Regions from separate parts of the Homo sapiens genome. Here region 2 is linked to region 1. The links are chromatin loops, found by intact Hi-C in ENCODE. Cell type or tissue: CD4-positive, alpha-beta T cell. All regions are shown on one strand. Links, peaks and the distances in the headings refer to the core of each region. The heading gives the core; the rest is flanking DNA. Region 1 has its middle 9.6 kb from the start of NDRG4. Region 2 overlaps KATNB1 (katanin regulatory subunit B1).

What was found. Peaks named below come from ENCODE experiments on the same cell type or tissue, not always from the same donor. Only the 100,000 strongest peaks of a DNase experiment are listed, where the experiment ranks them.
Region 2: a loop joins it to region 1, with 16 times the contacts of the local background. A loop is called at or near these places in 2 of 110 quality-filtered maps.

The regions. Positions count from the first base shown.
Region 1 is chr16:58,482,910-58,498,120 of GRCh38, reverse strand. It overlaps a transcript of NDRG4 not described here and the pseudogene RNU6-103P. Among named protein-coding and RNA genes, the nearest start is that of NDRG4, 9.6 kb to the left of the region's middle. RefSeq lists enhancers at 1,379-1,934, 1,935-2,490, 10,130-10,289 and silencers at 5,102-5,396, 10,199-10,550. In CD4-positive, alpha-beta T cell, for the core only: CTCF peaks have their summits at 10,021 and 10,223 (motif pointing right); a DNase peak (open chromatin) is centred at 10,230; H3K27me3 peaks cover 223 bases.
Region 2 is chr16:57,752,897-57,763,156 of GRCh38, reverse strand. It overlaps KATNB1 (katanin regulatory subunit B1), which reads right to left. Exons shown (of 20, transcript NM_005886.3): 10 at 10,229-10,260; 11 at 9,890-10,080; 12 at 9,638-9,768; 13 at 9,162-9,212; 14 at 8,160-8,227; 15 at 7,919-8,038; 16 at 7,663-7,812; 17 at 7,240-7,316; 18 at 7,091-7,165; 19 at 6,685-6,801; 20 at 5,913-6,343. The coding sequence ends at 6,211. It overlaps KIFC3 (kinesin family member C3), which reads left to right. Exons shown (of 20, transcript NM_001130100.2): 13 at 887-1,017; 14 at 1,621-1,744; 15 at 1,986-2,115; 16 at 2,202-2,431; 17 at 2,741-2,875; 18 at 3,321-3,429; 19 at 4,004-4,032; 20 at 4,248-4,940. The coding sequence ends at 4,008. Among named protein-coding and RNA genes, the nearest start is that of MIR6772, 14 kb to the left of the region's middle. RefSeq lists a silencer at 5,698-5,847 and enhancers at 5,646-5,940, 5,529-6,168. In CD4-positive, alpha-beta T cell, for the core only: CTCF peaks have their summits at 5,597 and 5,800 (motif pointing left); a DNase peak (open chromatin) is centred at 5,766.

The sequences.
Region 1 (15,211 bases), core at 7,212-15,211:
CTCTCCCCACCTTTGGACCCAGGTGACAAGCTGACCTGCGACACTGCCCACTCCAAGCCACAGCCTCCATGACTGCTCAGCTGTCTGCAAACCCACAGACGTGGGTTTAAGTCCTTCCTGGCCCCCTACCAGCCGGGTGACCTTGGGCAAGATTTTTTTTTTAACCTCTCTGTGTCTCAGGCTTCTAATTGTAAAGCAGGGACTGTGTGCCTTTCTCACCAAGCTGCTGTGAGAATCAGAAAAAACTGCAGAAATCACTCTAGATCTGACCCCACCCCTGCCCAGGTCCTGGCAGGGGAGAAATGAGGCAGCCTGTGTGCCTCTCCAAATTGTTGGCCCTTTTTCTGGTGGTTGTGCAGTTACAGTGGCCAGACAAGGCAGGCTCAGGTCTTGCCAGCCAAACCCAGGTCTTGCCAGCCAAACCCTGGTGCCACTCATAGCTCTGCCACTTCTTTGCTGTGTGACCTTGGGGAAGTCAATCAACCTCTCTGAGCCTCCGTATGTAAATGGGAGAAACAGCAGTGCCTACTGCACAGGCAGCTGCAAGGATAATACATATAATCCTCATGGACCTATGAGAAGGGATGAGGAAACTGAGAGTTGGAGAGGTTAGGTAATTTCCTCACTTGGCTAGTAAGCAGCGGCAGCTACTAGTACCCCAGCACTCTGGGTGGGCCTGAGGTCTCAGAATCAAGAGTGGCAAACACTATGTTCAAATGTCCTCCATGTGCCAGGCTTTCTTGGAGTGCTTTACCCATTCTCTCTATCCCTCTTTTTTTTTCTTCTTCTTCTTTTTTTGGAGACATGGTCTTGCTCTGTTGCCCAGGCTGGAGTGCAATGGTGCAATCTCTGCTCACTGCAACCTCCGCCTCCCGGGTTCAAGCCATTCTCCTGCCTCAGCCTCCCAAGTAGCTGGGACTACCAGCGCCTGCCACCACACCTGGCTAATTATTGTATTTTTAGTAGAGATGGGGTTTCACTATATTGGCAAGGCTGGCCTCAAACTCCTGACCTCAAGTGATGCACCTGCCTCAGCCTCCGAAAGTGCTGAGATTACAGGTATGAGTCACCACACCCAGCCTTTATCCTCTTTTTGGAAAATATTTTTAAGTATGGAAGGCTTCACGAATATGTGGGTCATTCTTGTACAGGGGTCGTGCTCATCTTCTCTGTATCATTCCAATTTTGGTATATGTGCTGCTGGGGCGAGCACTCATTTTCTCTCTTAATACCCTCTTTACAAATGAGGCAAATAAAGCACAGGGAGGTTTGGTAACCTGCCTAACATCACACAGCTAGTGGGCACAGAGCCAGGAACCACACCCAGGCAGTTTGGTGCTAACTCCACACTCTGGTGGCCACTCGTCACGGTCAGCTGAGTGTCCATATGAGGGGCCCATGGGCACCATCGCCTTAGAAACACTCGGGAGGTCCGTGCTGCCTGTCTCCCTGAAAATGCGGTAGACAAATGGAGTGACTTGGGCTGGAGGTCACATGCTTGGAAGTGGCGGGGCCAGAACCTAGGTCTGTCTGGCTCATGTTAGTCCCTCTGCTATACTACCTCCCCCACTGGCTGCCCCCACGGAGGCAGGGGACAGTGACAACGCCTGCCATAGTGAGCAGGAGATAAAATCCCTGCCAGGTCTTGGCCCAGATAACGACCATCCATTCTTGTGGCTGCTTTTCTAAAACAAAAAACGAAAAAAATGCTGCCTCCATGTGGTGTGACAGGAGTGGACAGGAAGGTGCCTTTTAATGCAACCTGCCTTTTACCAAGCAGAGGATCCTGAGAACCGGGGTCCCACACACCCTGGGCCCCGCAACTCCGGGGCTGCAGCTCAGAGGGCTCAGGGGCCAGAGGCAGCTTCGCAGCAGCAGTTGGGAACCCAGAGGTATGGTAGGGTCTCCTCCACGACTCCAGGATTCCCCTCTGCCTGTCCCCCACACCGTGGGCCTGTGTGCTGGGGCTGGCATCAGCACTGTTGGCGTCGGCCTCCCACACTGTGGGACCAGTGTGTTGAGGCACCGGCTGGCTGCTCTGAGATTTTACTTGGCCAACCCCCTCCTCCAGGGCCCATTTGCCTGCATAGCTCATCCTCATTTGCAGCATGGAGGACAAAGAAAATCCCCTGGTGAGCCTGCCCTGATCTCCGGCTGTCCCTTCCCACCAGCCTGGGCCAGCTCCCGACCACTTCCCTCCCATCCCACCTCCTGGGCTCCCATTCACTCCCCACTGCCGGAACCCTAGCCTCTCCTTCCAGCTCCAGAGCCCTTTGTGCTTGGAGATGGCATTCCCGGAGGATCTGAGCACATGTACATTGGCTGCCCTGAAGTCTCCCCTCTCGTCCTTGAAGTGGCGCGTGACCGAGGGACCAGCACACAGGCCCAGATTCTCACACTGATCCTCGCGTTGCTCCCACTGGGGGACGAGCCAAAGGGCAGCCCCGCCTCCGTGTCACCCCTGCATCCAGACCACTTGGCTGGTGCTGTCACGGGGCTTGGAGGCTGACCCAAAACCAGGTCAGGCCCAGGCAAGGACAGAGACTCGGGAGCTGCTTCCACCTTACCAGGAGGAAGGGTCTGAATTGGTTCAGCATGTCGGGATGGCCAGTGGGGCCCCAGAACCCAGCAGGGTTCCCTTGTGTCTGCTGTCAGGCATTTTCCCAGACCCGGAAATCAATGGTCACTGTGGGACTCAGAGGGGAGAAACGACTGGCCGAGTGAGCAACATCATCACCCGGAGGAATAAAAACAAAGGGCGCTTTCAGTTTCCACGGAGAACCTGGCATCAACTAAGGAGGACAGGGTTGTCCTGGCAACAGCTGTCATGGAAACAGGAGCTATTTTAGAGTCAACCTGCCTTTCATTGGAGGAAAATGCTGATTCAGATGACAACATCCCTCACTCTCTTTTCCATTCTCACTCCCCCTAGAGGCCCCGTCTCTTCCCTGCTGCTCGCAGAAGCAGGGCCAGTTCATCTCCCACCCCAGCATCTCTCTGTTAGGCAGGGGGCACACAGAAGGGCTGTGACCCTCCTCTGGGACCTGGCCAGGTGGGGTGAGGGGCTGCCAGCTGTCAGTCCCACATCTTGGGGGTCTGAGCCTTGACCTACCTTCCAGTCTGTGTCTGCAGCCAAGAGGAAGGCATCGGAGCTCTCCTAGGGGAAGGCAAACAGAGGGGGTGGCAAGTTAGGCCCTGGCTGGTCTGGGGAGCCCGTGGGGCCTTAGCAGACTCAATTTCTGTCCCCTAGTCTGTCTTTTCTCTTTTCTTTTCTTTTTTTTTTTTTTTAGAGACAGGGTCTCACTCTATCACCCAGGCTGGAGTGCAGTGGTGCAATCACAGCTCACTGTATCCTCCAACTCCTGGGTTCAAATGATCCTCCTGTCTTGGCCTCCTAAAGCGCTGGGATTACAGGCATGAAACACCGCACCCAGCCCACCAGTCTGTCTCAATGTTAACAAAAGTGACCAAGGGCTCACCGAAGTGCCAGGCATTGGCTACCAAGTACTTGGTGGAGGAGCGTGTGAGCGTCCTCATTAAGGAGGTGTGGATTCCATCTTACAGGCCACAAGGGTGAGGCTCAGAGAGGCTGTCACAGGGCTAGAAAGTGCTGGAATGTCCCACTGCAAATCCTTGCTGTTGGTCACTTTGCCCTTCTGCTCCCATAGATGTTTTTCATGGTCTGACCATCAGGCCACAAGGGTGGAAGGAAGGGAGGGAAGGGGGGAGGTGGGCGTGACTAACATGCCCACTTGTAGGGATGGGGAAGCTGAGGCCCACACAGTGAGGGGGAAAGAGGGACCTTTTCCAATCCACACAAAGTTACAGTGGCAGCTGCTCCCACCTCTCCAGACCTGGTCGCTTTGTGCCTCAGATCACTGGAGCTTACTTCACAGTGAACCGTTTGAGTCTGGCTAGTGCGTGTTCTACCCACCGGACCGCGGGCACCACGAGGGCGGGACCACATCTAGCTGTGCTCTCAGTATGATGCTGGCATGGAAGGGGCTCCCCAGACACAAACAGATCTGGATGAACAATCAGGCTTCACCGATGAGGGGAGAGAGGCTCAAAATGCACCCACAGGTTACGAGGCTGCACAGATGGCTGGGGAGGAGCGGGGGCTGGAACCCCGCGTCTGAGTTGCCAGGCTCTCCCTGAGGCCGAGGGGCCCACAGACACTCTGCGGGGGCCTGGCTCTGGCTGTGCGACTCACCCACTCTGGGTCCCCGTCTCCCCATCTGTACAACAAGACAGCTGGCCAGCTCAGACTCGGGCCACTTTCAGGCCTGGTGAGGGAAACTAATCAGGGACCAGCACACGTCCAGGTAAAGGAGAACTCACAGGTTCTGCCTTGCCTTCCCCTGCGTCTGCCTAGAAACCTCTCTGCCCCGCTCTGCGAGGCTGTGAACTCCCGGGCAGCTCACTCAGCCTCCGAGCCTCAGTGTTGTGAGGATTAGAGGAGAAGCTCAGTGTTGCCCATCGTTCTGCCCTTTGTATCCCAGCACTGGACTGTGCCTGCTACAGATCCTCCTAAGGAATAAATACATGGATTGGCCAGGCATGGTGGCTCATGCCTGTAATCCCAGCACTTTGGGAAGCTGAGGCGGGCAGATCACCTGAGGCCAGGAGTTCGAGACCAGCCTGGCCAACGTGTCAAAACCGTGTCTCTACTAAAAATACAAAAATTAGCTGGGTGTGGTGGCACATGCCTGTAATCCCAGCTGCTAGGGAGGCTGAGGCAGGAGAATCACTTGAACCTGGGAGGCAGAGGTTGCAGTGAGCTGAGACTGCACTACTGCACTCCAGCTTGCGTGATAGAGTGAGACTCTGTCTCAAAAACAAACAAACAAACAAAAACAAACCACGGATGACTGAGACAGTCACATGAGAAATAGGGTGCCACAGGAGGATGAGGGAAGCAGTCAGCTAGGTAAGTACAAGGAGGAAAATGACCCCAAATCACAGGAGTGGAAAGCAGAAGAATGAAACCAGTATTTCTGCCATTTTTCCCAAAATAAGGAAGAGTTCAGCCACCTGCATTCCAGCAGGCCAGGTGGTGGAGAAAAATCAGAGGGCACTAGGGGTTCCCATGCCCAAAGGGGAAAGCCAGGCTTTGGGCTGCCTGCGACTGTCACATAGAGAATGGCCACACCCACTTGGGCTTCTTCTGCAGATTCGTTCCAGGCCTGTGGTGGCTCTGCAGGGAGGAGGGAAGGAGAGGAGGGAAAGGATGGGGCTGGAGGGGGAGGACAAGGGCCTGGGGCTGATCATGAATCTCTCACTCAAAGACCTTGCACAAGCGGGCTGAGGAGAAGGAAGGGGAGATGTCTATACTCGGGACCTTAAGAGGGCAATTATCTCAGAGAAGGACAGAGGCGGCAGTTTTGTTACAAGCAAAAGCTAACAAAAAAGAAGGCCGGGCGTGGTCACTCACACCTGCAATTCCTGCACTTTGGAAGGCCGAGGCAAGAGGATCACTTGAGCCCAGGAGGTCCAGGCTGCAGTGAGCTAAGATTGTGGCACTACACTCCAGACTGGGTGACAGGGCGAGACTGTCTGTCTGTCTCTCACACACACACACACACACACACACACACACACACACACACACACACACACACACACACACACGGTGGAGCAGATAATGGCAGGGTGTGCTGTATGCTCTCTGGGTCTGGGGGCCCCAGGAGATGAAGGGTGTGGGAGGGGAAGGACTCAAAAGCCAAGAAAATGCAGGAAGAATAGAAGCCCATGCAGAGGCCCCTGAAGTCCCGTGGGAACAGGGTGAGCACGAGGAGGAGAACAGGTGGCAGTGCGGGCCCAGCTGAGGGAGGCAGAGGAGTGGTGTGTGGGAGGCAGGATGGGGACATAGGAGCAGAGGAACCCAGACAGGCCAGGCACTGGAGTCTCCAAAGGCAAAAGCCAGGCTCCAGCAGTGGGCGGGCAGGCTGTGAGTAGATGTGTGGAAATCCTCACTTCCCACTGGACTGAAAGAATTTGCACCTGGCAAATGGCAGAACATTTAAAAAGTGAACAGGGTGCCAGGTGAAGTGGCTCACGATTGTAATCCCAGCTACTTGGGAGGCTGAGGTGGGAGAAATGCCTGAGGCCAGGAGTTCGAGACCAGCCTGGGCAACATAGAAAGATCCCATGTCTCTACAAAATAGAAAAATGAGACAGGCATGGTGGTGCATGCCTGTAGTCCCAGCTACTCAGGAGGCTGAAGTAGGAGGATCACTTGAGCCCTCTCTAACCTCCCTGAAGGAGGAGGCTGTTATGGTCACACCCCTTGCACTCTAGCCTGGGTGCCAGAGCCAGACTTATCTCTAAACAAAAAATAAATAAAAAGTGAAAAGGATGGGGCTGGGCACAGTGGATCATGCCTGTAATCCCAGCACTTTGGGAGGCCAAGGCGAGCCAATCACCTGAGGTTGGGAGTTTGAGGCCAGCCTGACCAACATGGAGAAACTCCATCTCTACTAAAAATACAAAATTAGCCGGGTGTGGTGGCTCATGCCTGTAATCCCAGCTACTTGGGAGGCTGAGGCAGGAGAATCACTTGAATTGGGGAGGCGGAGGTTGTGGTGAGCTGAGATCGCGCCATTGCATTCCAGCCTGGGCAACAAAAGCAAAACTCTGTCTTAAATAAAATGAAAAAAAAAAAAGTGAAAAGGATGGATGCTTTCAGCACTGCAGCTGGAAAAGGAGAATCGTCTGTGAGCGCCACAGCCTGAGAGAGCCAGACTAGCTCTTGAAGACAGAGAGAGGGGGTAGGACTGCATGGGGTGCCACGCTGCAGCATCCAGGAGGCTGTGTCGGGTGTGGGGTGGGGCTTTATTTATTTAGAGACAGAGTCTTACTCTGTCTCCCAGGCTGGAGTGCACTGGTGAGATCTGGGCTCACTGCCACCTCCACCTCCCGGGTTGAAGTGATTCTCCTGCCTCAGCCTCCCGAGTAGCTGGGATTATAGGAGCTCACCACCACATCTGGCTAATTTTGTATTTTTAGTAGAGACAGGGTTTCACCATGTTGGTCAGGCTGGTCTCGAACTCCTGACCTCAAGTGATCCGCTCGCCTCGGCCTCCCAAAGTGCTGGGATTATAGGTGTGAGCCACCATGCCCGGCCGGCTTTTATTTTGTTTTTGAGACAGAGCCTCGCTCTGTCGCCCAGGCTGGAGTGTAGTGGTGTAATCTTGGCTCACTGCAACCTCCACCTCCCAGGTTCAAGTGATTCTCCTGCTTCAGCCTCCCGAATAGCTGGGAGTACAGGCATGCGCCACCATGCCCAGCTAATTTTTATAATTTTAGTAGAGATGGGGTTTCGCCATGTTGGCCAGGCTGGTCTTGAACTCCGGATCTCAGGTGACCCGCCCACCTTGGGCTCCCAAAGTGCTGGGATTACAGGCGTGAGCCAACATGTCTGGCGGGAATGGGGCTTTTGAGGTGCCTTTGGAAAAAGCAGATGTGCCCAGGCCCACAGCATGGGGCCTGTGCTGACTCATGAAAGAGGGAAGAAGCCTCCACAGGATCTGAAACGGAGACCCTCATGCAGGGGTGAGGATGTTATAGTGGCAAACTCTGGTCCTCGTGATGGGTAGATAGAGACACCACCTGCAGTAGGGCCAGGGTGCCCAGAGGGCATGAGGAGGCAGGAGTGTGCCCACTGAGTCAGGGAGGGAGGGGCAGTGAGGGCTGGGCCAGGGTAGGCAGAGAAGGGTGCCCAGCTGAGGTGGGCAGTGGAAGAGACAGGCATGGAAGTTACCAGGCCAAGATGCCCTAGTTCTCCCCATTGTACTGGGGGGCCCTGCTGGACCACAGAGGCACACTCCATACCAGCAGGCAGCACCTCCGTGCGGCTGTCCCGCAACCTGCACACTTCAGCACTTGCGATGGGATGCAGGGGTCCCCAAGGGCCACCATCTGCCCTATCAAAACCTCACAGGAGAACTCTGCTTTCATGCCTCAAAAGACAGGCTGGTAGGCAGGCACAGAGGCTCAGGCCTGTAATCCCAGCACTTAGGAAGGCTGAGGTAGGAGGATCACTTGCACCCAGAAGTTCAAGACCAGTCTGGGCAACAGAGCAAGACTGATCTCTACAAAATGGAAAAATTAGCCAGTTGTGGTGGCACATGCCTAAGATCCTCGCTACTCGGGAGGCTGAGGCAGGAGGATCACTTGAGCCCAGGAAGTTGAGGCTGCAGTGGGCTATGATGGCACTACTGCACTCCAGCCTGGGTGACAGAGTGAGACCCTGCTTCAGAAGAAAAGAAAAAAAAAGAAAGAAAGAAGGAAAAGACAGAAAGAAAGACACAGGCAGGAGTGGGGAGTAGGGGGGCACTTTTTAGAAAGTTCTGAGAAACTTCTTCCTTCTGAGCTGTATCACCATCTGTGGCTTCCACCCAGCCCATGTTTTTACTGAGAGCTATGTGTGCTGTGTGAGGCACTGGGGAGACCTGGGGGTGCAAAACAGAACAGATCTCTGTCCTGGGAACCTGCGGGGCGGGGCAGACACAAACCAGGCTAAGTGACACGGCCAGGGCCAGAGCATGTTGGGGTTTCAATATTAGACCCAGGGGTTAGAGAGGGACTCTCTGAGGAGGGAGCATTTGAGCAGAGGCCTGAATAAAACAAGGAGTGGAGCCAGCCCTGCAAATTTCTGGGCTAGTGTATCCCAAGCAGATGTACTAGGAATATGATGGGCATGTTCAAGGAGGCTAGAGAGAAGTAAGCTGGGAACAGGCGGGGGAGCTGGTGCAGATTGCATCCTGGGTCCCATGTCTGACTGAGATGGCTCGTTAAGCAGAGAAGTGACATGGCTTATTTTTTATTTATTTATGTTTTGAGACAGTCTTGCTCTGTTGCCCAGGCTGGAGTGCGGCGGTGCAGTCTTGGGGTTGAACCTCCCGGGTTCAAGCGATTCTGCCTCCTGAGTAGCTGGGATTACAGGCGCCCACTACCACGCCCGGGCTAATTTTTGTATTTTTAGTAGAGACAGGGTTTCACCATGTTGGCCAGGCTGGTCTCAAACTGCTGACCTCAGGTGATCTGCCCACCTCGGCCTCCCAAAGTGCTGGGATTATAGGTGTGAGCCACCATGCCCAGCTCATGGCTTATTTTAAAAGGGTACAGAGCGAAGGCAGAAGCAAAAAGACCAGCAAGGAGGCTTCTGCAAGCATCCTGGGGTAGCAGCTGATGGAGGCTCAGACCAGGGAGCAAGTAAACTTAGAATAAAGGGCTTGAAAAATGTGCAGTCACCACCCCACCAGGGCAGCTTATCCGTGGCTGCCCTCGGATAAGCCAGGCCTTATCAGTTAACTCAAGGTTCTGTCTGGAAGATAACACTGTACTCTTCCTGGGGGCAGGACTGCAACCTCATGTGGTTGGATCCCTGGATCCCTGGCTGGCTGCACAGTTCCAATCCTGGCTGCTCAGTAGCTCCTGGGCTCCCCTCCTGGTGATGGGAGGCTGGGGAGGCAGGGCAGGGCAGACTACAGTGCCCTGCAGATTTGAGGGGCTGGGCTCCTGGCCTCCCCATCTGTAAAAGAAGGGGGTCCGGGCAGCATAACTTGCAGGGACCCCAGCCCTGATGCCTCAGAATCCAACAAGCAGGGAACCCACACTTTTTGAAAGTGGTTTGTGTCACAGTCACCAGTATGACGGCACTGGGAGGGAGGGAAAGGGAAGGTGGACAGGGTGTTGTCACAACAAAAAAGGGTGGCATGAAAGTCACTCTGGCCTCTAATGCCTTGTCCCTTGACGGAGGGGTCTTTGGGACAAAATCATAACCTGTGATGCCTCTGTCCCACTGCCCCGGGTGGCACTGTTGGTTAGACTTGCCCAGGTGCCGCAGAGGCTTGGGAGGCAGATAAGGAAAAGAGCGCACAGACGGAGGAGCAGCATGCCCTGCTGGAGCCAGCACTTGGGGCTCCTGGGCTGTCCAGAAACAGGGGTTGATATGGCCTCATTCCCCACTAGCTGTGTGACCTTGGCCAACTGGGTTCACCTCTCTGTGCCTCGGTTTTCTCGTCATTAAAGCCGGGATAACTCTCCTGTGGCGCCTTTAGCCTCAAAGACGGCTGAAGCCACCGTGAGGCTGGCTGGGTCTGGGTGGCACTCAGGCCTGCCGGAACTCCCCCCACAGGCAGGGACAGGGCTTCTCGGTGTGGCTGGCCCTAGGGAGGGTCGGCTGCAGGAAAGGCACGCGGTCTCCCTCTTGGCCACGAGGTGGCGCGCTCGGCCCTAAGACCTCAAAGGCGCGACTCCAACTCACCAGCTCGGTGGCGTCCTGGCCCCGGAGCAGCGGCTTCTCCTCAGGGAATCGCAGCTCCTGCAGCCCGGCCATGGTCACGTCGTGGAGCAGGAGGCCTAGGGAGGGAGGGCGAGGTTGAGGCCTGCTGCGGCGGGGACGCCCGGGCGGAGAAGGACAGCGCAAGTCGGGGCTGGGGCGGGAGCGCGGAAACCAGATGCACTGTCCCCCTGGCCCCCAAGCGCAGCCCACTCAGGCACTTAGGGCCCCCAGGCCTCCGTCTGCAAGACCCGCCTGTCTGGCTTGGGGGATACCATTATAGTATTTGTTTTTCCGTTTTTCTTTTTTTTTTTTTTACACGGAGTCTCACTCTGTCACCCAGGCTGGAGTGCAGTGGCGTAATCTTGGCTCGCTGCAACCTTCGCCTCCTGAGTTCAAGTGATTCTCCTTCCTCAGCCTCCCAAGTAGCTGGGATTACAGGTGCACACCACCACCTTGCTAATTTTTGTGTTTTTTAGTAAAGACGGGGTTTCACCATGGTGGTCAGCCTGGTCTCAAACTCCTGACCTCAAGTGATCCACCCGTCTTGGTCTCCCAAAGTGTTGAGATTTCAGGTGTGAGCCACCATGCCCAGCCTATTATTTGCTCTTAAAAATTAAAACGTTTCCAAATAAAACAGAAAAGCAACGTCATGATTCCTAAAACAATTACATGCAACATTCTGCCTTTATTGAGAAACAGAAGGGCACGTGCAGGGAGGCCAAACACAGGGTCAGACGCAGACAGAAGTCCCCTGCCGAGGGCCTCTGGTGTCTGAAGGGGACAGTGGGGTTCTGGAGGATAGAGAGACTGGAGAGGAACAGAGCTGAGAGCTCCCCAGAGGGCTCCCAGGACAAGCCTCTGTGAAGATGGGCCAGGGAGGGGTGGGTGGGAGTAGAGGCCCTGGTGGTGTGGCAGGCCGAGTGATGTTGAAAGAGGGGGTGCAGGTCTCAGTTCAGGCCACCAACAGGGAGGGGTGATACACAGGGGCTGCTCAGCTGCCAGAGGGTGGGCCCGGGCCCTAATTGCTGGGAAACCCCAGGGGTTTCTGAACCTCAGAGGAAGAATGGGTCATACATGCAGGCGTGTGTGTGTGTGTGTGTGTGTGTGTGTGTGTGTGTGTGTGTGTGTGTGTAGGAGCCAGTGGTGAGGGAAGGAAGACAGAGGGTCCCAGGACCCCACAATTCCTCTAGGAATGGCACCACCATCCCTCAACTTCAGGATGGCAGAGGTCAGAATGCACCAAGAGAAAAACTAGCCAAGGACATAATCTAGAAATTCATAAAAGAATTTAAATTGGCCAGTACATACATGGAAAAATATTCAAGCTCACTAGAAGTCAAAGAAATTTAAATTAAGATACTTTTTTTTTTTTTGGCCAGGCACAGTGGCTCATGCCTATAATCCCAGCATTTTGAGAGGCTGAGGCCGGAGGAGTGCTTGAGCCCAGAGGTTCAGGACCAACCTGGACAACATAGCAAGGCCCCATCTCTACGAAAAAAATAAAGTAGCTGGGTGTGGTGGTGAGAGCCTGTGGTCCCAGCTACTCAGGAGGCTGAGGTGGGAGGATCACTTGAGACCAGGAGTTCAAGGCTACAGGGAGCTATGATTGCACCACTGCACTCCAGCCTGAGTGACAGAGCAAGACCGTGTCTCAAATGAATGAATGAATGGATAGCTCTTTCTTTTTTTGCCAATGGCATTGGCAAAGTTTACACCGCTAGCGAAGGTGCACTGAAACAGGCACCTTCTTATATGGCTTGTAAGTATATAAATGGACATATCTTTCTGGAGGGCAGTTTTACAAATGAATTAAAACTATTTAAAAGGTTCATACTCTCAGACTCAGCAATCCTCTCCCGTGGAGAAATTGCCTAAGGAAACCAGAGATGGCAACAAATAATTTATCTATAAGAATTCTTACCACAGTGCCATTTATAACACAGAAAAAAATTGGAAGAAAATGTCCATCAATAGGGTACAAGATAAACTGTGTGTCAATAATAAAATATTATTTAATATAATGGGAAAATTCCTGTTACAATAAATGAAAAAGCAGGCCTGGGTCCCTGTGCACGTGCCATGCTGGAGTCCCGGCTCCCAGTGGTTTCCGAGGAAACCAGCTAACACAATGCAGATGGGCTGTATTTTTAGAAAGGCATCCTCAAGGCTCTCCCGCTCCCATTTCCATCCTTTCAGATGTGTGCACACTCACCCATCCATCCAGGGTGTGGGGGCTGGGAGAGCTGAAAGAGGGGTCCCCTCCTTGGAAAACTCTTCCGCATCAGGACATTTTAGCCACCTGCCTTCCTGAACACCCATCTCAATTAAACCCCTTAGTAGCCCTGGGGTATCCCTGTAGCCCCCCTCCCCCGGCCTGTTATGAAACCACCCTGGACACCATCCTCCCCAAGGCCCATGCTATTAAAAGGGCTGAGAGTGGGCAGTGCAGGGACAGATGGCCTGTGACGGAGGTGGTGGCGGGGAAGGGGGCAGAGAGAGACCTCATCATCCAGAGAACCGGGAATGTCTCAGCCCATGAAAAACAGACAGTCCAGGGCTTGGCTGGAGTTGTGGGGCTCCACAAGAAAGACGCCAGAGCAGACATTTCCACAGCACGGTGGCAGAGAAGTTTCTTCTAAAGAAAGTTATGGGCCGGGCGTGGTGGCTCATGCCTGTAATCTCAGCACTTTGGGAGGCCAAGGCAGGTGGATCACGAGGTCAGGAGTTAAGAGACCAGTCTGGCTAACCTGGTGAAACCCCGTCTCTACTAAAAATACAAAAAAATTAGCTGGGCATGGTGGTGGGTGCCTGTAGTCCCAGCTACTCGGGAGGCTGAGGCAGGAGAATGGCGTGAACCTGGGAGGCAGAGCTTGCAGTGAGCCGAGATTGCGCCACTGTACTCCAGCCTGGGGACAAAGCGAGACTCCATCAAAAAAAAAAAAAAAAAAAGTAAGTTATGATTTTTTTTAAGAAGCTGTGTGATAAGTTATAAGAAAATGAGAGTCCTACTAATGAAGCCTGGCTAAGGTCTCCAAGGAGTTAAGTAGCACAGAGGTGGGCGAACGCCAGGGTCTATGAAGTGGCCAGCAATGGCTCTTTCCCTTCCATCATGCTTTTCCACTTCTTGATCTCTTATTCCCTAAAGGGACAGGAGCCGCCCTGCCCAGCTCCTGGTGCAGACAAGAGCTCTCCCAGGAGACGCGTGTGCAGGGACCTGGGCCTGGGCAGACAGAAGCTGTACACACCAAATGGGCCTGGGATAAATCCAAATGCTTCTACTTCTCAGGGGTAAGGCCTGGAGCCACTGCAACCAGGCTGGCATTTCTCCTCTATCATTCAACAGCTTGCTTTATTTTGAGCAAATCACTCAAAGCCTCACTTATTTGCAATATGAGAGCATGTTGCCCACCTCAGAGAAGTCTGAGGTACAATAGAAACAATAAATATATAAATTTTTTTTTAGACGGATTCTTACTCTGTCGCCCAGGCTGGAGTGCAGTGGCGCGATCTCAGCTCACTGCAGCCTCTGCCTCCTGGGTTCAAGTGATTCTCCTGCTTCATCCTCCCAAGTAGTTGGGATTACAGGCACCTGCCACCACGCCTGGCTAATTTTTTTTGTATTTTTAGTAGAAATGAGGTTTTACCATGTTGGTCAGGTTGGTCTTGAACTCTTGACCTCAGGTGATCCACCTGCCTTAGCCTCCCAAAGTGTAAAAATGACCTTTTTTGTTTGTTCAGAGACAGGGTCTTGGTCAAAACAAACCCTGGCTCTGCTCTAAGCAAACTCTAGGCTGGAGTGCAGTGGCACAATCATGGCTCACAGCAGCCTCGAACTCCTGGACTCAAGTGATCCTCCCACCTCAGCCTCCCAAGTAGCTGGGACCACAGGTGTGTGCCACCAGAGCCCGACTATTTTTTCTTTTCATTTTTTGTAGAGATGGGGTCTTACTATGTTGGCCAGGCTGGTCGCAAACTCCTGGGCTCAAGCAATCCTCCTACCTCAGCCTCCCAAAGCACTGGGATTACTGGCGTAAGCCACCATGCCCAGCCTAAAATGCCTTTTAAATGAAAGATTTTTGTACATATTTGAATGGAACAAAAATCACATAGGTGATCAGTGTGTTCCTTGCCTTTCCCTGCCGATTTAAGATAACTTTGGAGTTTTTTGTGTTTTTCCTCTTGTTTCTGTTAGAGGATAGATTCATAGCTGCACGCAGAGGGGCTAAGCTGATGTACATAGGGGAGGGATGGTACAGGGGATGAGGGAGAGGAAACAGCCCCTTTGGCTGGGGGACAGAGACATGTAAGAGGCCCCTCAAGGGCAAAAGAGCACCGGGGAGTGTGGAAATGGGCTCCTGCGCTGTGTTAGTGGCATGGATTCCTTAAGAGGAATTGCATTTCAGTTTAATTACTTCTGGTTGCTGATTTGTGTTTTTTCTCCTTTTCTCCTTCTTCTTTTTTTTTTAAAGGCAAACAGGAGCACTCAGCTCCCACCATGCAGCCAGCAGGCCCCTCCCACTATGCTTCTGTAACTGTGATTCCATGCTGAGACCCCGGCCAGGCGAACCCTCTGATTATTAGGGTTAAAAATAGAAGCCATGACTGTGATCATTCCTGGAACTATCCCATAAATGCTTAAATTGATCAGTAGTAGTTATACATCCTACAGAAAAAAGCAATTGCTGAATCGGGAGAACAAATTCAGCAGTGGTAGGAGATGGTGGGGGTGTTTGAAAATACACTGGGGGGCTGGGCACGGTGGCTCACACCTGTAATCCCAGCACTTTGGGAGGCCAAGGCAGGTGGATCACTTGAAGCCAGGAGTTCGAGACCAGCCTGGCCAACATGGCGAAACCCTGTCTCTACTAAAAATTCAAAAATTAGCTGAGCTCACGTGATGGCGGGTGCCTGTAATCCAACTAC
Region 2 (10,260 bases), core at 1,618-9,617, 730 kb after region 1:
GCCCTCCCCACAGGGCCAACCTGGCTGTGGGGAGACAGCAGGGTCTACACAAATCAGCAAGTGTCCTGTCAGGCCAGGGAGAAAAATAAAGCCAGGAATGCGGAACTGACTAGGGGGAGGGACAGGGCATTTGGGGGTGCTGGGCGAAGGAGCAGCCTCCCTGAGGGGGCATCTTGGGAGCAGCCTCCCTGAGGGAGATGACGGAGCCGGCCAAGGGGCGGTCAGAGGAGTACCCGGGGCAGAGGGAGCTGCAGGGCTGAGGCCAAGAGGCCAGAGCATGCCAGGGGCACCTGAGGCCCAGCCAGGAGGCCCCTGTGGCCGGAATAGAGAGTGAGTGAGAGGTGCTATCAGAAGAGGGGTGAGGGCCAGGCTCCCAGGGCCTCGAGGTCCCGGGTGGGGACTCCAGGTTTCCTTCTAGAAAGGCCGGCCCACCCGTCCTTCCCCAGGACACTGGCCCGCTCCTCCTTGTGCCTCCTCTCTACCACCCACAGAGCCCAGGTCTCAGCCTCCCTGAGACTGAGCGCCTTTCTGGGCAGTGGCGGGGTCATTCATTTCCAGTGCCCCTCCCAGGTGGCCCCACAGGGCCAGGCATGCATCTGGCCCTCAGCTGCCCTGTGTGGGGTCTGGGCCAGGCCCCTCATCCCAGTGCTGCACTATAAGTCTCAGGGTAGTCCTGGCAGGGCGATGCCATTTTAATGGTGGGGAAATAGAGGTGCAGTTGCCCGCAGCTGGTGGAGGGCATTTTGGGGGACAGTGGCAGGTAGGTAAGAGCTTTGGGCAAGGAGGCTTGCTTGTGAGGGGTAGTCAAGGGGCTTTGGGGACAGACACCACACGAGCGTCTTTGGGGACAGGCCTGGCTTACTGGGGCCTTTCCTTCTGTCCCCAGGGGACCGCTGAGAACCCAGGTATCAACCAGCGGGCCCTGCAGCTGCTCTTCTCCGAGGTGCAGGAGAAGGCGTCTGACTGGGAGTACACCATCACCGTCAGCGCTGCGGAGATCTACAATGAGGTCCTCAGGTGGGAGCCCCAGGGTGTGCGGAGCAGGCCTCAGGGGCAGCTTTGGGGTCCTCCGGGGTGGTGCTGGAACGAGGTCCTCAGGTGGGACCCCCAGTATGTGGGGAGCAGGCCTCAGGGGCAGCTTTGGGATCCTCAGGGGTGGTGCTGGAGCAATGGGGGATAGGAAGTGGGGTCTTCCTGAAGGGAGTGTAGGGACCAGATGAGGCCGTCAAGGTGAAGGGAGTGTAGGGACCAGATGAGGCCGTCAAGGGACCTGGCTGCAAGTCCTGACTCAGCCCAGTGGGTTGGATGGTTCTGGGGGGAGGAGGGGCTCTCTCTGAGACCCAGGCAATCCTTGCCCCTACCTGTGGGCTACACCAGGTGGCCATGGGTGAGAGTGGGCAGCTAGGGGCCCTGCCAACAGGGGCTCATTGTATTGTGGAGTGAGATCTCCACGTCTTCAGCTGAATGCGGTGGAGGAGCTGGAGGAGGAGAGATGCACTCAGCTGATGGCTGGAGAAGGCTTCCTGGGTTGGGGGAACATTCCTGGCTGGGGGGCTGGGTGCAGTGCAAACAGCAGCTGGAAATGGGAGGAGGGGGTGACTGTCTCACCTGCCCCTCCAGGGACCTGCTAGGGAAAGAGCCTCAGGAAAAACTGGAGATCCGGCTGTGCCCAGACGGCAGTGGGCAGCTGTATGTACCAGGGCTGACTGAGTTCCAAGTGCAGAGCGTGGACGACATCAACAAGGTGTGGAGGCGGGAGCCCCTGACCACAGCCACACTGCTCTAGAGGACACAACTGGGTTTGAATGTAGGCTCTGCTGTGTCCTAAGCACGCACCCTTGGGCAAGTCCGCACGCCTCTCTGAGCCTCAGTTTCCTCATCTAAACTGCGGAGGGTGGTGCCACTCCTCATGGGTGCTTGGGGCCAGGTGACTCTGAGGACCCCATTCTCAACGCTGTGCCTCTGCCCTCCTCCCAATCCCCCAGGTGTTTGAGTTTGGCCACACTAATCGCACGACCGAGTTCACCAACCTGAACGAGCACAGCTCCCGCTCGCACGCGCTGCTCATCGTGACGGTGCGAGGCGTGGACTGCAGCACAGGCCTCCGCACCACGGGTGAGAGTGGCAGGCAGCCTGGCCTGAGGATCCCCACAACCCCAAGGGGCAGGGCAGGCCTGATCTGGTGGGTGCCTTCCCTGCAGGGAAGCTGAACCTGGTGGACTTGGCTGGCTCGGAGCGCGTGGGCAAGTCGGGGGCCGAGGGCAGCCGCCTGCGGGAGGCGCAGCACATCAACAAGTCGCTGTCGGCTCTGGGGGACGTCATTGCTGCCCTGCGCTCCCGCCAGGGCCACGTGCCCTTCCGCAACTCCAAGCTCACCTACCTGCTGCAGGATTCGCTTAGTGGTGACAGCAAGACCCTCATGGTGGTACAGGTGAGGACCTTGGGTTAGGGCGGGCCAGTCCCTAGCATGTAGGGGCTACGCTAGCAGTGAGACCCAGTCACCCCAGGCTGTGCAAATGGACCTCCCCGCCCCTAGACCTGGCCACACACACCCTGTGTAACTCCCAGTCCCTCCTCTCCACCTTTGACCACAGCACCTCTGCCATGTTGCCTGCCCTCCCACCCCATCCCTCAGGCCTCTCCAGGAAGCCTTCTGACGGCCCCAGCTGTGAGCTCCCTCTCGTGACCCTGTTGCCCCTCCAGCTGGCCCGGGTGGGCAGTGAGCTCTCGTGTCCCCTAGGTGTCCCCCGTGGAGAAGAACACTAGCGAGACGCTCTATTCCCTCAAGTTTGCTGAGAGGGTGCGCTCTGTGGAGCTGGGGCCTGGGCTACGCAGGGCAGAGCTTGGGTCCTGGTCAAGCCAGGAGCATCTAGAGGTACGGGGACTGTCACAGGCCTGGCTCAGGTGGCCCTGGGTCAGAGACTTTGGGTCATGGCAGGAGCAGGGAGCTGGGCGGGGACGTCCTGAAGCAGTGGGGGCAGGGAAGCTGCCGGAGTTGGGTGGAGCTACGGCTGGAACCCACAGCCAGCAGCCTCTTCAGTACAGGTATTTCTTCTTGGCCTCGGAGGTTCCTGTGGGGTGACGAGCTGGCCGTGGGGGTGGCACATAGTAGATGCTCAGTGGTAACTAGTTGACTTCTTTACATGAATTATCTCATTTAATTCTTGCCATAACTGAGGCTGGGGCACAAACATCATGCCCATTTTGCAGATGAGGAAACTGGGTGTTAGGAGGCAGGGCAGGGGAGTAGAGAGAAGCACAGCAGGGTGGGGAGCCAGGGCAGCCGTGGCCCCCGCCCATCCGCCCTTCCCTGCTCACAGTGGGAGCCGGCTTGTCAGACGCCACAGCCCTCGGCACGGGCCCACTCAGCCCCCAGCTCTGGGACCAGTAGCCGCCCTGGATCCATCCGGAGGAAGCTGCAGCCCTCGGGTGAGCCTGGAGTGGCAGTGTGGGTGGGGAGTCTCCCCAGGGTAATAGTCACCAGGCTGCCCTTACCTGGATGGGCTTTCTCTTTTCTTTCCTTTTTAAAAAGTTCTTACACCTTCTCCAGAACCTGTTTTACAACCTCCCCTGCCCCCAGGCAGTAGTCAGGGCAGACAGTGCTGTGTCCGTTCTGCAGGTGGGAAATGGAAGGTCTGTGGGAAGGGGGCAGTGTAAGGAGACCCCAGCCTCTCAGCCGGGGGTGCTGACTCTACCCTGGGACCCTGCTCTCTGAGCATGGGCTGGCTGAGCCTGTGCAGTAAGCCCCCTCCAGAGCAGCCCCTGCAGCCCCCTCCCTGTGCCTCAGCTGCCCCGGGGGTAGAAAGGGCCGGGCTTGCCTACCTCCTAGGTGAGGAGTGAGCCCCGCCACAGGACCGGGACCCAGGGCTCCAGCCCCTGTTTAGCCCAGATCATGGGAGGGCCTGGCCCATCCTTGAGTCCAAAGGGGTAGCAGCAGCAGGGTCTTGTGGGGTACTGGCCCAAGGCAAGCCCACCAGTGAGACGCCTGTCACTTTGATTTCAGCCTGACGGCTGGGGCTGCAGAGTCTCTAGGTGAGTGTGGGGCCTGTGGCCCAGGGCTGCCCGCCTGCCTGCCCGCAGTGGGTTGCAGGGCTGCGCTGGGACGTTCTGCTGTTCAGAGCTGGGTCTAGCCCCTGCTGTCGCTTGTCTATGTGCTTTTGCTGGGTTCCCTCCTGCTCTCGGTGGCAACTGCTGTGGGCTGCCGGTGGGCAAGTGGACAAGAGGCTGATGATCTCATGCCCCTGCAGGGAAGTCGCGGCCACTGCCTGTGTGACGGATGTGACCCCGCTGGGCCTGAAGCTGGGCCCTCACTGGCCTGTCCCTGCTGCAGCGCCAGGACCCCCGGAGGTAGAGGCGAGAGTGGAGGCTCTTCTTCTGCCCCGTCTCCCCTCAAAGATGAGAAACATGTTCAGAAGGAAACGGTGTCTCTCGGCTGTGGCTCTGAGTGCAAATTGCATGGGCGGAAAGGCGGGGGTGGCTGCTCTTCCTGGCAGGCCTGGGCCATCAGCGAACTGGGCCCCGTGAGGAGGGCGGGAGTGTGGAGGAGGGTGGGCCTCTCACCCAGGCTTTCTCGGCCCCTCTCCTCAGCTTGCAGAGCTGGCCAGCCCCCTCCTTAGGGGGTGGGCGAGGAGCCTCTGGGCAGACCCAAGAACCATGGGGACTGGGGTGGGTTGGTGGCACCAATGGCAGCCCTCCCCGCCCCTCTCCTTCAAGGAGGGTTCCCGCAGCTGGGGGGTGTGCGGAGGCGCATGGCCTCCCGCCACGGGGCCGTGCTGTGTTTATGGCTGGCAGAGGCAGCCAGCGGGTGGGGGATTCTGCTGCTCGCTCACCTGCCTGGCTCGCTGGTCTCTCGAATTTTCTTCCCTCTGAAATCCTATTTAAGAACTTTTGGAAGCTTAGCCATTTTTACTTATTAAAATAAAAGAAGCCTTTTTACACAAGTATGGTCTGAAAAAGTTGGTCTGTGAGCCCCTCTTGGTCTGATTAGGGGGACGGGGCACTGGCAGGTCTTGTGGACTCCCCCGCTGGCTGGTCACCCCACAGCCCTCTGGGATCTGTCCTCTAGGTCAGTTAGGGACATGCGTCCTTAACAAACAACTGGGGGGAGCCTGCGCTGTCCCACCCTGGGTCACTTTCTCTGTTGTTTGTGGTCACAGTCGCCTCATGCGGTACCTACCATGTGCCCACGATAACTGACCTCCCAACAGGGGCATTCCTCCATGTTACTGATGGGAAGGAAACTAAGGCTGGAGAGAGCTTCAAAGGCTATCAAAGCCTTGCCCAAACCATGCTGGGCTTCCAGGTTACTGCTGGGCACCACCCACTGCCCACTCTTTGCCCTGGCCTTTTCCCTCTTCAGTGAACTGGCCAGAGGTCCACGCCACCTTCCTCCAGTGCCGAGGACCCTGACCACCCCGGGGCGGGGCTGTACCTGGTCCCTGCCTTGGGAGCAGGAGGGGGCCCACCTGTCGCAGTGCCCACGGAGCAGGGAGCCCTTTCCCGCCAGCCAGTGCTGGGGACTCCAGCAGGGAGTGACAGCTGATCGGAGCCCTGCTCAGAGGAAGGGGCAGGTGCCCTTCTAGTCCTGCCCCTGGAGGCATCCTGGGGGTGTCCATAAGACAGCTTGAGTGTAGCTGAGGTGGGGAGGAACGGGCTGGTGGGGGCCACCCCTAACCTCAACACCCAGTGGTGGAAGGGTGGTTGCCGCCTCCCCTTCCTTCCCAGTCTGCACTGGCTGAACTGGTGCTGTCCCAGAGGCCTGATTCTCTGCTGCCCCCTGCTGGCCACATGGCCCAGAGCCCCACCCCCGGGCTTGGAGGGGGTGTGGCCTCATCTCAAACCATGGGGCAGGCACTCCTGGGCCCGGGGAGCCCTGTGGCCAGCAGAAAACATTCCCCACAAGGAAACCTGGGAATAGTTACAAATTTAATAAAATTTGCCTTATAAATTACAGCAGCAGCCCCAGGGCTCAGTTCGCTGCCCCAAGAAGCAACAGTTGGGCAAAGCTGGGCAGCTATTGCTGGAGAGAGTTGTCTCAAGAGTTCAGGGCTGTAGAGGTGGCCAGGGACCAGCATCACCTCCTCCAGGACGGCCACAGGACAGCAGCAGGGGCCAGGCAGAGGCTCATGGGCCAGTGGGTGCACAAGGAACAGGAGTGGGGGCTGAGGCCAGGCCCTGTGGGCTGCCGAGCGCCCCTGCCCACTGCTTTCCTCAGTCCAGACTGGCCATGAGCAGGTGCAGCTCGCGGAAGGTACTGCCATGGCGGCCGCTCAGGCCTGACTTGCTCTTGACCAGGCCGCTGATGCTCTTAAGCTGCTTGTAGCAGAGCCGGCACTTATGCAGCCTGTAGAGAGGGCAGTGCCTGAGGGGCTAGCTGGCACCACCACCACCCACACCCAACCCCAGGGCCTTTGCTGTCCTAACTGCTCCAGCCCTTCCTCCCAAGGGAAGGCGGAGGCCCAGAGGGGAACCACCCAGGCCCTGCCAGGGATTGTGGGCACAGCCAGGCCATGGAGGAACCCAGCTCTGGCTAAGCCCACCCACACCCTGAGCCATGGCCCCAGACCAACGCCTCCTCTGTACTCTGTCCCAGCAGGACTGTCAGTAAGAGGGGCCCAGGCCTCCAGGCCTTTGTCCCCTCACCTGTTGTGGCACCCCTGCCCCCAACACATGCGCTGCCCTCACCTCTCCTCCCTGCTGATATCCACACCCACAGAGGGTGGGGCCGCCAGCATGTCTGTGATGAGGGGCAGAAACCGCTGCAGGATCAGCTTCAGGGAGGTGCAGCCCGTCTGGACGTAGCTTTAGGGGGAGATGGATGAAGTCACAGATGGACCAAGGGCCACAGACAGAAAGAGAAACAGCAAGGAACAAAGGAGGAGAGGGGCAGAAACAGACACAGACACACCCACACATACACCCACACACGCCTGTTTCCACTCCCACCTCCGGACTGTTGAGGGGCAGCAATGCTTCACAGCCAGCTCACAGGAACACCCAGGCTCTTGGGGGTCCTTCCCATGGTTCTGGAGGAGGCTTCTTACCTCTCCCCTCCCCCTGCTTCAGGCAGGCATGGCTTCCCCACACGCACCTCTCATACTTGCTCTGCAGAAGCTTCTCAATCTGTGGCAGGACGGTGGTGCACAGGTCCAGCTTCCACAGGGAGCTAGGAGAGGCCAGGACATGCTGCCATCAGCCCAGCCCTGCCCCTCCGCCCACTCCCCCTCTGCAGCCACTTACGCTTTCTGGTTGACGATGTTCAGGAGGTCCACCACCACCGACAGGTCGTTGATGGCCACAGCGGAGTCCACCGACGTCTGTGCAAACAGAGCACCGTCAGGGGTGGGGCAGTGGGGGACAGTGTGGCCCTGTGAGGGTGAGGGTGGGGGTACGAACGTGAATGTGGGTGTGCTGATGGGGCTGTGGGTATTCAGCACTGCACCTAACGCAATGAGTGTAAGGCCAGGCATGTAAACAGATGCTCACTAAACGGCAGTCTGTGATGATGATGATGATGGCGGAAACAGATGGTGTGACGTCAGGGATGGCCTATCCCACACTGTCCCCCATGGGTGGCCTCTTCTTGTTCTGCCCCAAGCCCGGGCAGGCAGGTGGCAGGGGCAGGGGGGCGAGATGAGGCCCTGTGCAAGGGTGGGCACTTGCCTTGATGTCGCCCATGGTCCACACAGCCCGCACAGTGTCCAGGTTCTTGTGGCGGCTGGTGAGCACCACACACATGGTGTCGTGGCCTTTGCGGATCTGTGACATGGCATCCTCGTCCACCAGCTCGGCCTGCTGGGGGATCTTCACGGCCTGCGTGGGATGGACACCCAGATGCTGGCATGGGAGGAGCCAGCAGCAAAGCTCTGCCCTCCACCCACAGACCTCCACCCATGCCTCGAGCTGGGCTCCTACTCACGGGCAGGAAGTCGGAGGCCTTCAGCCCGATGGGCTCGTTCCGGGTGGCAGGGATGATGGCAGGCTCAGCCTTGGGTGCAGGTGTGGAAGCAACCACTGGGGGCCGGGGCAGGACCTCCAGCTGAAAGTGTGAAACTCAGCGGTTGCCGGCCTGGGGCCTCCCTCTCTGCCTCCCGAGGCACCCCCAACCCTGGGTCAGGACCTTCTCTAGGCCCCACACCATGCTCCCTCCATGGACATACATTTGGCACCGGGAACTGCACATCCATGGCAGGGCTGGGCTTTGCTGCCTCCTTTGCTGTGGCTGCGTCTGGAGGCAAAAGGAAAAGATGACTGGGTCCGGCCAGAAGGGCCTGGCAAGAAGGGCAGGGCTCAGGGCGGGACTCTGGGCAGCATCTGCAATGGGGGGATGGAGCAGGAGCATGGGGGAGGCTGCAGGCCAGTGGCGTGGGGGTTCCAGAGGACCTGGGGCAGGCCTGGACCTGCCTCCTCCCTCTCCCCCAACTCAACCTTAGGTCTGCCTGTGGGTGGGACCCAGGGGGCTCTAGGATGTGGCCATCCTGTCCCTTCACTGGCATGTATGTGGAGGGGGCTGGGATGACTGGCAAGATGGAAGTGGAGGCTCCTAGGAAAGCCAGGACTGACGGCAAGGACGGTCCCTGAGGGGAGGGCAGGGGTACTCTACAGGACAGGTGGCCCCATGCCTGCCCGTTCTCCAACCACAGTGCAGATCATTTTTCTCCCTTCTTAATCCAAACCCCCAGCTGAGGCCTTGTGGGCCTGACCTCTTGCTGGGACTCGCCCCAGCTCACCTCCTCTCAGCTCCCTTCCTGCCAGAAGCACTTCTCTCTCTCTCTTCTCACTGGCCCCCAGGCCTTGACAGGCATTGGGCCTCCTGAGAGCCTCCCGATCATCCCGTCTACAGCAGACCCCATCTAAGGTGGGCCCCCAGTGACTCCTCTCCATCCTCCACAGCCCGAGTGCCCCTGGCAGGCCCCCCAGTGTGGTGGTGTCCATGTTTGTCCCCCACACACCAGGGCACAGGCTCCTACGGGGGCACTATCGGTCTTGCAGGGACCTGGCACATAACAGGCAGAGGGCAGAGACCCAGCGGGAGAGGGTGTGGGTCGTGTCCTGAGAGGGGAGGGTCCTGGGAAGGGGCTTGTTGGGAGGGTTCACAGGAAGAGAAGATGAGGGACGGGGGGGCATCAGAGACCTTGGGAAACCAGGCTCACCCAACTCACCGTCCTCTGGGGGTGCAGGGAAGGGCTCACTTCTCCGGGGTGGCGTCCGACCTGCAGAGGAAAGAGGCCCCTGGCTGTGAGCGCTCCTGGCCAGGCCACCTGGGACCCAGGGCCCTGTCCAGAGTGCGGGGGACGGAGGGTAGCTCCCAGGCATGCGGCTGCAGACTGTGGACCCTGCTCCTGGTCCCAGGAACCCTCAGTCCTGCCCCTCCCAGCCCACTTGTCCCTGGCAGGGCAGGGACTGGGACACTGAGCAGCTGCTGGGCCGCTGCTGGGGAGTGCCCAGGCCCCCCTCTCAGTTCCATCAGAGCACAGCCTGGCAAGGCCCAGGGAACGTGAGGACAGGATACGGAGCCCAGGTGTGGGTTAGGAGGAAGTTAAAGGGATGCGGAGCCACAGCAGGCTACCCTGGAAGGACCCCCAGCCTCCCTTTCACCGATGGGGACGCTGGGCTGGGGGCGGGAGCCCGGCCTCACTGATGCTGTTCTTGGGCTGGAAGATCTCGTTGTAGTCCTCGGCGTTCTGGATCTCCGCGCGGGACTCGCGCTCGTCCCGGTCATCCTCGCTGCTGGGGCTGCGGCGCTCGCTCTCTGAGTTCTGCTTCACCCTGGGAGCGTGAGGCCAAGCCCAACGGAAGCAGGTGCCCTGTGAGGCCCAGGGCTGGAACTCCGAGGCTTCCCCTGTGACAGTCCCTCTCCTGGGCCCCCGAAGGCCCCCCAGGCCCTCACCTCTGAGGCTTGCTGCAGGTTGTGCTGGGCCGCTCATAGATGCGCCGGAGGGGGGCGCTGGGGTTGGGCAGTGGCTGTGCCAGGGGCCGGTGGTCCTGCACAGGGTCCCGGGCCACCGTGCCAGTCCTGGTGACACGCGTCAGATCCACCACGTAGGAGGAGACGTTGCTCTGGGAGAAGGCCACACCTATCTGCAGAAAGCGGAGAGGTGGGGCTGGGACTGCAAGCCGAGGGGGCAAAATCCCAGCCCCAGTGTGGGGGTAGGAGGAGGGGCCTGGGCTGGAGGGAGGCGGGTGGCCCTGTGGGAGTGGGGGGCGGTGGGTGCCATGGCTCTCTCACCAACTGGTCATTGCAGATGGCCAGGTCGGCCA